2 separate regions of the Homo sapiens genome follow, and region 2 is linked to region 1. A link is a loop called in an ENCODE intact Hi-C map of the cell type or tissue named here. Cell type or tissue: heart right ventricle. All regions are shown on one strand. Each heading gives the region's core, and the rest is flanking DNA. Links, peaks and the distances in the headings are about the cores only.

The links. A loop is a pair of places that touch in the nucleus more often than their neighbours do. Peaks named below come from ENCODE experiments on the same cell type or tissue, not always from the same donor. Only the 100,000 strongest peaks of a DNase experiment are listed, where the experiment ranks them.
Region 2: it touches region 1 in a loop (2.3-fold over the local background); 3 of 110 quality-filtered maps call a loop at or near these places.

Annotation. Positions count from the first base shown.
Region 1 is chrX:69,091,359-69,097,568 of GRCh38, reverse strand. LOC124905196 (a long non-coding RNA gene) reads left to right here and starts at 1,100. Exons shown (of 2, transcript XR_007068261.1): 1 at 1,100-1,241; 2 at 1,368-1,684. RefSeq lists an enhancer at 2,386-2,886. In heart right ventricle, for the core only: a CTCF peak has its summit at 3,416 (motif pointing left); a DNase peak (open chromatin) is centred at 3,408.
Region 2 is chrX:69,028,369-69,034,578 of GRCh38, reverse strand. LOC102723911 (a long non-coding RNA gene) reads right to left here and starts at 3,575. Exons shown (of 5, transcript XR_938425.3): 1 at 3,496-3,575; 2 at 824-973. LOC105373242 (a long non-coding RNA gene) reads left to right here. Exons shown (of 6, transcript XR_001755876.1): 6 at 2,527-3,459. RefSeq lists enhancers at 236-1,044, 6,050-6,210. In heart right ventricle, for the core only: a CTCF peak has its summit at 3,163; no DNase peak of the experiment used is centred there.

The sequences.
Region 1 (6,210 bases), core at 694-5,693:
TCAGTGCATCCTCACGCTAACCCTGTGACTTAACCCCATGTTGCACATGAGGCTCAGCGGGAAAGGACCTGGCCCAGGTCACGTAGAAGTAAGTGGTGGCCTGTGTGCTTCTCACTCCCTGCCTGCGCAGAGGCGGCCTCCCATTGTGAGCCAGCCAGAAGCAGAGCATTCTGCCGCTTTCGTTATCAGAGAGGAAGAAACTGACAGGTACTCAAGGGACCCCAAGTTTATGCTGGTGCTAAATTGGGAGAGAAACACCTCATGTGGGCCCTTGCCTGAGGGGCACTGAGCAGCCCAGTGGTCAATGTCCTGGGCAATGGCTTGACAACCCAACAGACACCGTTAACACATGGCTGTTTTCTTCTCGATTTTCATCAGATAATGTTTATTTCTCTTCCCGATTATGAAAGGCACACAGGCATGCCTGTTTCTTGAAAGGGCCTTTGATAAGAGCCGAGGGCAGTACATGAAAGGGCTGCTCCGAAAGGGCCATTCTGCCAGCGCTTATACGCATGTGGCCAGGGTGGTTTTTTTGGTTGGTGTTTTGTTTGTTTGTTTGTTTTTTGGTTTTTTTGTTTGTTTGTTTTTTTAGGAGATGAGGGGAACAACCAGAGCGGTGGGCGCCCACCATGGCGCATGGACGCTTCCCCCCATCCCAGTGTGCCTCACAAAGGGACTCTTGTTCCCTCTGTCTTGGGGCAGGCCCTAGGCACTCTCACTTTTAGAGGCTTCACCCCACAGCGTGTCATATATATGAAAATGCTCCCACATCCCATATTAAATGTAATTTTTGCCATAAAATATTTCAAAGGATTTTATAATTCCGCTTTCGAAATTATTTGCCTATGAGTAACTCGTTTCATTCCCAATTGGCTCTGATTTCTTTGTAATCACTGTGCATACTTGGGAATTCTTGCAAAGTGAGGAAATCTAACCAACAAATTGTTTTCAAATGTAATGAAATTTTTAGGAATACTAAATTTAACAATTAATGAGGTTGGTATTATATTACATTTTGTAGACGTATAATAGAACATTTATTAATTCCAATTCTGCTGTTTTCTTTTCATATTTTAGAGCCAATAAATTTTCTTGGGGCTCACATGTTTTCATAGGCCCCTGAAAAGCCCGGAGGCCCTGGGTACTGTGCCTTTAGTGCCACGTGGAAAGAACAGCTTGGGCTCAGGACTTCAGGTGGTCTCCACCCGGCCACTGGAGAGAATGAGACAAAAAAGCCCCAGGTATCTTTCAGAAGGGGAAAGAGGGTGATGTGAGCTCCTCTGTGCTAAGTACTTCCTCACACATCATCTCCTACAATCCTCTCGCCACTCTGAGAGCCAGCTATTGTGATTATTTCTATTTTACAGATGAGGAAACTCAAGAAGCTATGAAAGGTGAAGGCATTTGCTCAGAGTCACACAGCTACTGAGGAGCAAACCAAGGATTTAACCCTTCATCCCTTTAGCTTTGAGGATCTTTCAGCTGCCCAGTGCCCGTGAAGATGAATAAATATTAACTATTACTATTATCATTATCAGAATCTTCCTCTCCCTGAAGGAATTAAGAGAAGAAAAAGCATCCTCATTCTACCGCTTACTAGCTGTGTAACCATGGGTAATGTACTTAATCTGTCTGTGCCTCAGTTTGTTCACCTATAAAATGGGGATATAGGACCTACCTCAAAGAGTTGTTGTGAAGAGTCATGAGTGAATACATGCAAAGCATTTGGCAAAGTGCCTGACACACAGTAGTGTTCAATAAGTGTTAACTATTATTATTATCATTGTTATTATTATAGTTCTCTGAGCACCAGGATCCAGGCTACCCACTGTGTGAGGCTCTAAGTTGGAGTCGCTGGGATATTGGGAAACAAAGAACAAAGAGGGCAGTGCATGGGCAACCTAAGCTTTTGGCTGGAACTGGGGCTTGCAAGATTTCTCCTTGAAAAGGATAATCTGATCTCTCAGGCTTGGAGGGGCCATAGATACCAACTGCCACCTGCCAGGCCTCTGGGACCCTGCAAGTAAGATGGGCTCCTTCACACCCAAAGCTGCCTAGGCTATTTTTAGTGATGATAGCAGCTGGCCCTGAGGCCTCCCAGAAAGCCTGGTGGAGAAAGGTGAGAAGAAGGGAAGGGGAGGGCCAGAGGGAATAGGAAGGATTCTGTTTGTGGCCGCCTGGCCCTCTTTCCTAGGCCTGCTTCAGTCCCTGGGGCCCACAGCACACCAGCGTGTGAAGTTTCTCCCTCAGTGCAACCTCTGCCCAGGGCCAGGGGAGCCAGAGACACTCACATCCCTCCCAGCCCAGCTCCTCATCTTGCAGGCACCCCACAAATCTCTTTCATTTGCCTCCTTCCAGCTGCTCAGAACCAATAGTCCTGGATGAATACTCAGGGCCAGATTGGAAGGACCCCAAGATCTCCCTTCAGGCTACAGAGGCCCAAAGCAGGGGAGGAATGTGGCCCCAGTCAGGCAGCCTGTCAGTGGCTTACCTGGGACTCAAACTCGGAGATACTGTCTTCCAGTCCAGTGCCTACATCACCACATCACTCCCTAGGCCCACTCTGTGGCCTTTGGCAAGTCCTACCCTGTTGGGGACATACACATGTTTGTGGTGGTGGCCCTGAGTCTGGTGAGAGGTCCAGCCTGAAGGAAAGTGGCTGCAGGGGCAAGTGAAGGGGGCTACCTCACATTGGCTTCCCCAGGGCCCAATGTGGTTCGGTTAAGTGCATTTTCCACAGCGCTTGCATGCTCCCATGTGCACATGCTTTGCCAGTATTATCTGGGCTGGGGCTCACCATGCCGCATGTGTAACCAGTTTGCCTATCCTCTCCCAATCTAGAGACGGTTGAAGCGATTCTAATTACAGCCTGCATTCCTGCTCTGTCTGAAGGCTTTCCCTTTTCCAAACGGTCTAGTTTTTTTTTTTTTTTAACTCAGCACTTGGCTCCCTTGCTCCCCGCTTCCGGACTACCGCAACACACACCTCATTCTCACGCCCTTCATCTCCTCCCCCTTTTCTGGGTTGGATTGTTCAACTTCAGCTTGATTTTCTGATGTCTGTGGCTTGGCAAGACTTAAGAAAACCCACTCTCGGTTGCCTCTGCATGCATGTGCGTGTGCGTGGGTGTGTGCTTGCATGTGTGTATGTGATGGTATGGGGTAATATGGCTGTGCATGGTGTGTTGGGCCTGTATGCATGGTGTGTGTACGTTGGTACATGCAAAAGTGTACATGCCTGCTTATGTACATATGATTTTGTCCACAAGTTCATGCTTCGTGGGGGGTTGGGCTAGGGTCTCTGTGTGCATACAAGTGTGTATCTGAGGGTATGCAGTCATGAGTGGCTGCTTGGAAGTTTGTTTCCATGCTTTGCTTGTTTGAAATTGTCTTCTCTCTCAACAGAGACACTGCCCCCTGCAGGTTATATGGGAGACCTACAGAGCTTCCCCTCGTTACAGGTCTTAGCTCACCCTCCGCCTCAGCACCACCAGCCAGTAGCAGGCAGGCAGTCTTTCAGCTTCCCCGTGTCTGCTGGCTTGACCTGATGAGCCCATTTTCTTGACGGAATCCTGCTATATCTCATTAGGACTCATATCCCTCTTTGCCTTGCTCACCACAGAAGCCAGGCCTCCTGGTCTTCCATCACCCCCCAAACTCCAATCCCTCCATTGCCGTGTACAGTCCCTACTTTGGGCCTCATCTTACATTCCTTCCAAGCTCCTCAAACCCTTCCACTCTGCCTTCTGGGACCCATGGTCTACTGGCAGCAACTGTTGCCCCTTCCCCATATGCTCAACCTCTTATAACCGTTTCCTTTATTTCTATACACCAAGGTCACAACTCTCCTGTTATATTTTGGGGGCTATATTTTTCTCTCACACCCCACATACCTCTGGGCAGGGAGATGGGGTAGATGTCCTCCTTGTTTCCCATGGCTGCTTCTAGACCACTTGTTTTCCTTCCTCCTTCTAAAACAATGGCTCTTCCAAAGACTGCCTCATCTCCCACCCCTCCTGAAGGCTGCCATCTTTTGACTGTATTTGTCGCTGCCCTCCATTCACTGAAGATGTTAGTAGGTGGCTGACTGTCTCCTCTCTACCCCCACATCCTGCAACTTCTTCATTAACATAGACCTACCACTCTGGCTTTTCTCTTCCTGGAGTACCTCACACCTCCAAGGATCTGGCCCTTCATCCCATCTGAGTCACTGATTCTCTTGGCCATACCCTTGACCTTGCCATCATGATTAATGACATCAGTTTAAGAATCTTGATTTCAATCATCTCACTTTTTGATCCTACACTCTATTATTCTTATTCCCTCTAGTACCCTTACCTACCAAGGCTCCGTCCTCACTTAGGCCTCGAATCCACTGCCCTGCTACTTTTTCCTCACCCATGCACTCCTCCAGCTTCTGCCTCATCACTCTGCTTTCCTTCACAGTGGGACCTCTCACACCAGATTTCTACACTCAATGTGTCTGCTTCCTCACAGCCCATTCTCACCTCTAGCTACCCTAGAGGACTTCCATCCTCACTGAAATTGCTCTTGTCAAAGATCACCAATGACCCAACATTGCCAACCCCAACGATCTGCCTTGCCTTTCTGGACCTCTCAGAAACATTGGCTATAGTTGACCACTCCCTCCTGGAGCCAGGCTTTCCTAGTTTCAGGCTTTCCTACTATTTCTCTGATTGTTCCTTCTCTGTTTTTTTGCAGGCTCTTCCTCTAAATGTTGGATCTTAGTGTTAGATGTTCTCATCTCCTCTACCTATATTTTCTCTATAAATGATCTCGTCAAGCCCCATGGCTTTAAATACCATCTATATGCCAATGACTCCCCCAGATTTGTATCTTCCATCTTGATCTTTGCCCTAAACTCCATGCTTGTATATCTAACCGCCTGGTTTGGTGGTGGTGGTGATGGGGAATCAAGTATTCTTTTGTAGCCAGAGTATATTTGAGATGCCTAACTAGACAATTCGAGTGGATATATGGAGGAATCATCCATTGGAGGTAATCAGGAAGAGCCTGACACCTCTACTGAAGTCTGTTGTAGCTAATTACCCATTTGATATCCACTTCTCTCTGGCCACCAGCCTAGGCCAGGCCACCATCATCTCTCACCTGGACTGGTGCAATACATTTCCCTGCTTCTACTCTTGCCCCTCAATAATCCATACCCCTTGTAGCAGCCAGAGTGATCTTAAAACACAAATTCAATCACACTCTTTAACATGTTTAAAGCCCTTTAATGGCTTCTCATCACACATAGAGTAAAACTCAGAGTCTTTATCCTGACTTATAAGGCTTTATGTGATATGGTCCCTTTCTGTCTCTCCAACTTCAGCTTTTACCCCTTTTCCCCATCACGTTCATTTCCACCTCAGTGCCTTTATGCTTTCTGCTGTTTCTTCCTCAAACCCTTCCCCCAGATTCCCACATAGCTGACTTTTTCTTGTCAACTGGGTCTCGACCCAAGCATTACCTCCTCACTGAGGCCTTCCGTGATCACTCAATCTAAAATAGCCCCCTCTAACATCATAATTACATAAGCCTGGTTTATTTTCTTCATAGCTCCTGTCACAATCTGGGATTAACTTGTTAACTTATGGTTACTTGTTTATTGTTCACCCCTTCCCCAGGCTAAATGCTAAAGTTCATGAAAACAAGGACTTTGGGCTGTTCACTGCTGTATCTCCAGTGCCTTGAAACAGTGCTTGGCACAGAGTTGGTGCCCCATAAACGTTCATTGAAATAATAAATATGCACGTATATATCTTCATTCAGTTGAGTTTTCAGAAGAGCCTTTTCCGTGGGTAGAGGACCTGCTCAGTTTCTACAAGGAACATGTGTGAATGGTGTGTGGGGCCTGTACACGTGCAAGGAGGAGAAGGGGTTGGGGCGCAGGGCTTTAGCAGCACCAAGAAGCCAGTGCAGGGCGGGCCAGACAGGCGGCTGAAGGGAGCCTGCTTCCCCTCCATTGATTGCATTAATGCCAGGGATTTGGAATGAGGCAGGTTGGGTAATGGGTGGTAATTCAGTCCAGGTTTCACACAAATTCACTGCTGAGAACCAGAGTGGGGAAGGATGAGAAAGACAGATGGGGAGAGAGACAGGCAATCCCCCAGAGCCAGTGCAAGGGTGAGCTCCAGGCAGCAGGGATAAGGCAAAATCTGACTGAGGACTGTAGTCCTGACCTCTGCCA
Region 2 (6,210 bases), core at 338-5,337, 63 kb after region 1:
CCACACTGGGCTGGCTCCTCCAAAAGCCAGAGTCATTTAAGGCTTTTGTCTTTTCTCCTCCTCTCCCTACTGTTTCAAGAAACATTCACAAAGACATACATACATATAGGGCCCCTGCTCTTGTGGGGCCTCTGTGTACCCCCATGAGTGTACACATACACACTTATCCATACACACATGTGGCCCCCCCCGGGGTTTGGTATACCCACACACATATACAGACTAACAGATACACACACATACACACACACACACACACATGCACGCACACACACACCACATTCAGACTGGAGACTGGCCTTGGGTGGGCTGAGGAAGGCCATAACCTCAATTGCCAGCCATAAGCCACAGAGAGCAACATCCCCTCAGGTTAGGCACCGAAGGACCCAGGAAATGCCTTCCTGCAGGAACAGTTCCCGGGTCGCTCCTCTCCTGCTCCTCCTCCCAGCAATCCCTGGCTGCCATGGCAATGGCCTGCCAGGTCTGCCTTGGGAAAGCCCAGGAATGCCTTTTCTGAGGTGGAGTTAGGCTCTGGCCAGGCGGGGAGCGGGCCCTGAGGGAAGCAGAGGCTAACTGAGGGTGCCTTAGAGGGTAAACTGGACAGGCACAGGAGCCCCATCTCCCTCTCAGCCCAGGGCCCCAGAGGCCTTGGGCAAGCCCTACTCCAGCTCTGTGTCGCCCTCTTCCCCAGGCTTCTCTGGTACTCCACCCTGTTCCTACCCTCAGCTCAGACCACCAAATGCCTCACCCTGCCACCCAAGAAGTATCTGTTTCTCTTGATCCGAGCTGAACAAACTTCCTTTCACGGGCCTCTCTTGCCTACCTGAATGCTGAAGCCATTTGGTTCCTCCCGGAGAAGCCAGAAGGGGCTCTCTTGTTTACTCAGAACGCATGGGTCCAGTCATTTCACACCAGATCCCTGAAGTCAGGCCCGGCTTCTTTCCACAGCAATGGTCTCACACACGTGGGAAGGCTGGCGTCGGCAGAGAGGGAGAAGTTACTCCATGCACAATTTGGTGAGGATTTGGGGGCTAAGGGAATCCATTAACCTTTTTGCTTCTTTTTCCCCTAGAACAATCTGAATGGTGGTCCTGAAAGAACCTTAAAAAAGAAGCCGCTTTATGTGGGAGGGTATCATCTTCACCCCTTGCCTGGAGGCAGGATGATGCCATGTTATGAATGTGTGTTTAGGGAAGCCAGACCTGGGTTCAAATTCCTCATCATTCTTTACCAGCTGTGTGAACTTGGGCAATTAAGTTGAACATATTGATGGGTTTCTTCTCAAGATCTAACATGCCCAGAACATGGTCCATACTAAATACTCAAGAAATGCTCAATCTAGTTGCTTCACACTAACTCTGCCCCGCTGAAATGGACAGGCCTAGGGAGGGGGCAGCAGGAGGAAGGGAACTGATGTTCATTACATTCATTACTTTATTTAACACTCCTTGCTCCTGGTTGAGGTATTTACTATTAGGATCTCTGAGTTGAAACCTGCTCTCTCTAGCTCCTGAGCTCACACCAGGACATCATCCCATGCTGGAGGGATGGTGGGGGTGGGGGTAGGTCTTTTAACCCTGGTTTTGAGAGTGCTGCAGGCTAGTGCAAGAGGTGTTGTCAAGACCCCACCTCCAGCTGCCCCCTTCCTTGGGGGAAGTTGAGCAGACCAGCTGGCTGCCAGAGCCCGGCCACAAGCTGCCTCCAGAGTGACTTGGTGGACAACTTTATGAGGCAGAAAATCCAGCATCCACCTCTGGGAGCAGCAGCAGCAAAGTAGCTGACTTGGCTTTGAGTCATGCTCTTGCCCAGATAACCCAGAGCCCAGAGCACACCTGGCCCCAGGCATTTTTCAGCTTCCTTAGGCAGGGAAGCCTCTGAGAAGCCTCCAGGGAGGCAGATTTCAGCTGAGCATAAGCAAAGTCAGAGGTCTGCAAGGGTGGAACCAGTTACCTGGCAAGGAGTGAGTTCTCTATCACCACAGGTGTGTGAGCAGAGGCTGCCTAACACCCAGAAAGCTGGCTAGACAAGGGGTTAAAGCCTTCACCTAGGACAGGGGTTTCTGGCCTGGAAGTGGCCCAAAAAGAGACCCATGAAATTAAAGGCCTTCCTGAAATCATGTGCAACACTTTGTTTGCTGTGTACTTTTATAGGAAATGGGCTCGTTGCTTTCACAAAGTTGTTGAAGAGCACGCACTCCCCAGTGTACTTACACAGATAAGGAAATGGAGCCTTGGAGAGGGAAAAGTACTGACTCAGAATCTCTCAGCTTCCTAACCAGCTCACGATTCCACCCTGTTTTCTACTATACAAACTGCATTCCCATCCTGTGTAGGTGTCTCTTGATTCTCATGACAGCCTAGTGAAATGGATCACTGTTCTTGTCATTTTCCAGAGAAGGATTCTGGGGCCCAGAGAAGGGAAGGGCCTTGCTTGGGTCACACAGACAGTTAGAGGACAAGCCAGGACAAGATCCCAGGCATCCTATCAATTATTTTTCCCAAACTCCATTTTGTTCTTGCCTTCCAGAGGGCCAAGAAGCAAAGCTGCCTACAGTGGGATCTGCTGCTCCTCCTCCAGCCTGCAAGAGAACTCATAGCACCCTCTTGCCCGCTTCTTGCTCCCCATATTCTGGGGACCAGCCTCCACATCCCACCCCGCAGGCCTTGCTAAACATTCCTGGAATCTGGATTTGGAACAGTGGCCAGGGCATGGCATGAAGAGGGCACGAGAAGGCACAGAGCTGCAGTTACTCCTCCCCTCCAGAGAGCTTCCATTTTTACTTGAACCAGCTTGCAGCCAGGTGTGATCCCAGGAAAGCTGGGTGGCTGATGCTTGCACCCACACAGAAGTGCTTGTGACCTGTGTAAGCAGTGGTCAAGCCAGGAAAAGATGGGGCAGTGGCCTCTGCAGAGTAAAGAGGGCCCAGGGCCAAGGTAAGGAGGTCAGCCCCTTTCTAGACAATGCCACCTCTCTGTTACAGTTGAAAACAACAAATCTCTGTAGAATCTTCGGGGACAGGGGCCTGAAGATAAATGTCCCCCTCCACATCCCCCTTGGTGATGTCCCTGAGATGGGGCTGGTAGGCAAAGCCAGCCCACTGCCAGCCTCTGCTATTCCAGGGATGGACAGTAGAGGTGAGCGTCCAGCTAGCAAAGTAGGCTTTCCCTGCAAGGGACAAAGGCCAGTAGGTGGGGAGGTGGGGCATTAGCCATGAGGCATATCAAGCAGGAGAGGGGCAGGCCCTGAGCGGTGGGCTGTGGCCAGACAGGATAGGCCAAGAGAAGATCACAAAGACCCCAAGACCTGCAGTGCCACATAAAAACTGGCTGCTCAGTAGAGCTGTCTCCAGCTGGGCCAAGGAGGCCCTGTAAGCCACAGTACCCTTCAATTTTTCTTAACAAAGCTTATCCCTGTGCATTTTTGTTCTGATTATAAAAGTCAAACATACTCATAGTGGAGAATCTGGAGAATGACAATTACAAAGAAGAAAATTACCAACTGTGTGATGTTGAGCAAGTCACTTCACCTCTCTCCACTTCTGTCTCCTCATCTGCAAAATGGGGATAATATGGTATTTCTCCTGTAGGATAGATATAAGGAGTAAGTGTATATAAATATATGTAAAGTGCTGAGAAAAGCGCTATACAAGTGTTAGCTTTTATTATTATAATCCACTATAATCCCACCACCTAGAGTCAGACACTGTTAACAATTGGTTAATTTCCTTCTAGTCTTTTTATATGAACGTTTACTGTTAGTAAAAACAAAAAATCAGGATCATGCTGTATCTATGATTTGGTATTCTTCATATTTTAGCTTAACGTTATAGCATGAGCAAATTTTTCCTCCATAATATCCTTATAAATTGTAGATAATTGTATGTATTTAATTTTCTTATGGTGGACATTTAGCTTATTACTGTTTTTATGAATTGCTTTTACATATATTTTAATCCAAATTTGCAGATATTTCTTTAGTGTCAGTTCCTGTAAGGGTAATTATCGAGTCACAATGTATACCTGTTTTTAAGGGTCTTGATATTTCCAAATTGCCTGCCAAAAAGGCTATACCAATTTACACTTCCACCAGCAGTACATGAGATTGCCCATCTCACCGCAACCTTGGCCACTATTTTAAATTTTTGCTAAATTGATGCACAAAATGTATATCCTTTGTATTCCAACTGGTTGGAGTCAGGAATGGGACAGAATACCATGACAAGGACTGTTAAGTGGGTTCAGCCCTGTTGGTTAGAGTGGCCCAGATATACTTCCTACCTGGAAAAGGAGTAAGAATGAAAGATATGGTTGTGTGGTCACTCTAAGAAACCAAGAAAAAAAGCCCTAGTGCTAGGGGAATGAGGCCCAAGAAGATGTGATTGTCAATCCTTAGAGTTGGCCAGAAGGCCTCCCCCAAAATATGTGTGGAGTCCCCCTGCATGGCAAGACAGGAATAATTGTAATGTAAATTGGGCTTTGGAAATGCAAATGTAAATTCAGAGCTGGATGCATTGACATGGCTTCTGAACACTGGAGGCCTGGGTATGTGACTCAGGGGTCCCTGGCTAAAAAGCAATCCTAGGAGCTTTCAGAGAAACAGAAGATGGGGCAGTCATATTGTACAGAGAGCAGCTGCGGAGCTGTAGAAGTCAGGGTGGCCACTGGGAAAGAATCGTGGAGCCGGAAGGCTGGGAGGAGATACTGCTCAGGCATAGGCGGCTCCTGGGGTAGCGCAGGGCACTACGCAGGCCTCCCAGAACTGTGCAGGTACAAGCCGAGGGCTGGAGCTGAGGGCTAGACTTGATGTGTAAACTCTCAGCCAAGGCAAGTCAAAGGCGCAGGAATCAGTGAGCGGAATTCCATGAAGATGCAGATTCATGTTATCACCAGACCACAACTCTGATTATTGAGCAGTGACTGTTTGCCATGCTCCTAAGATAGGAGGTCAATGGATAATACCTACTCTACATGTGGGAACTGGGGCACAGAATGCCCAAATAACATGTCCAAAGTTACAGACAGTCACTGGGAGAGCCAGAAGCTGAGTCCAGGGCTCTTTTTACTCAGGCCCCTTTAGGCAATGAGTTCGGCAATTGATTTCCTTGGGTAGAGTTGGTGCAAGTTCTCCTCACTCTTGGCTTGAGTAGAGGAGTTTTCTTTGCCGGCCAGAGCCCCTGAAAGGATGTTATTTAAAGTACAGTAAAAAGTTGTTTGTATAGAAGCCCAGATGCAATAAAGCTAGAAAGAATGGGTTTAGATAGCAGCAGGAAGGACTTATGATAGACTCCAGGAAGAACCTCAAAGTACTTTATTGTATCTTTAGATACAATAGATAACCAGGAAGGCCAGGGTGCCTGTCTCTGCTATTTTCAGCAGTTGTCCTTTCCCACACCTTTTCCTTTCCCTTTCCCAACATCTCATTGCCCCATAGTCCCTCATTGTATGTGTTCATCAGAGGTGGTCTTGCCCACTACTAGCACACTCTGAGATCCTAGGACACTTGTGGCAATAGAACAGCTAGGATCCAGCTCAAGTCAGGAGTGGCCTGAAATTTTGTCACCCACACCCCTCACCAATCTCTGCCTGTGGGGCTCTCCATTTGACCCAGTGGCCTTCCCCACCAGCCAGAGTGTTGATCAGGGCAGCATCACAGAGAGTTAGGGGTGAAGACAGCAGAGTGGTGCAATGGAACAAGAATGGACTTGTGTTACACAGACTGCATCCCTGCTGTGCTACTACAGCTAGTTTGACCCTGAGCAGATGCATTCGCCTTCCTGGCCCTCACTTTATGACTGTAAAATGGAGGATGATAGTAACTATCCCATTGGGTTGCTGTGAGGTTGCAAATGAGATTGTATATTTAGTTCATAAATGTGGCCAGAGCGCCTATGTTCTGCCAAGCCCAGTGCTAGGTAACTGGGGGAAGGGGGGCCACAGAAATGAACAGGAGGGCCAGTCCCTGTTCTCAAAGAGCTTTCAGTTATACTCACTTCCTCTTTCCCCTTCTGTGGGCAGATACTGAAAGCAACCTCTTCCCAGGCCAAGAATCTGGGTTTCCAGAAGCTCTTCCTCTCTCTTAGGGCAAGAAGGATGGGAAAGGGTCTTCCATCCTGCACTTGACCCTTTGCTGGACTCTTCTTTATTTACACATCAACAGATGATTGACAGGCCCCAAACCCAGTGCCTGAGTACTAGTCCTCCTTATTCATAC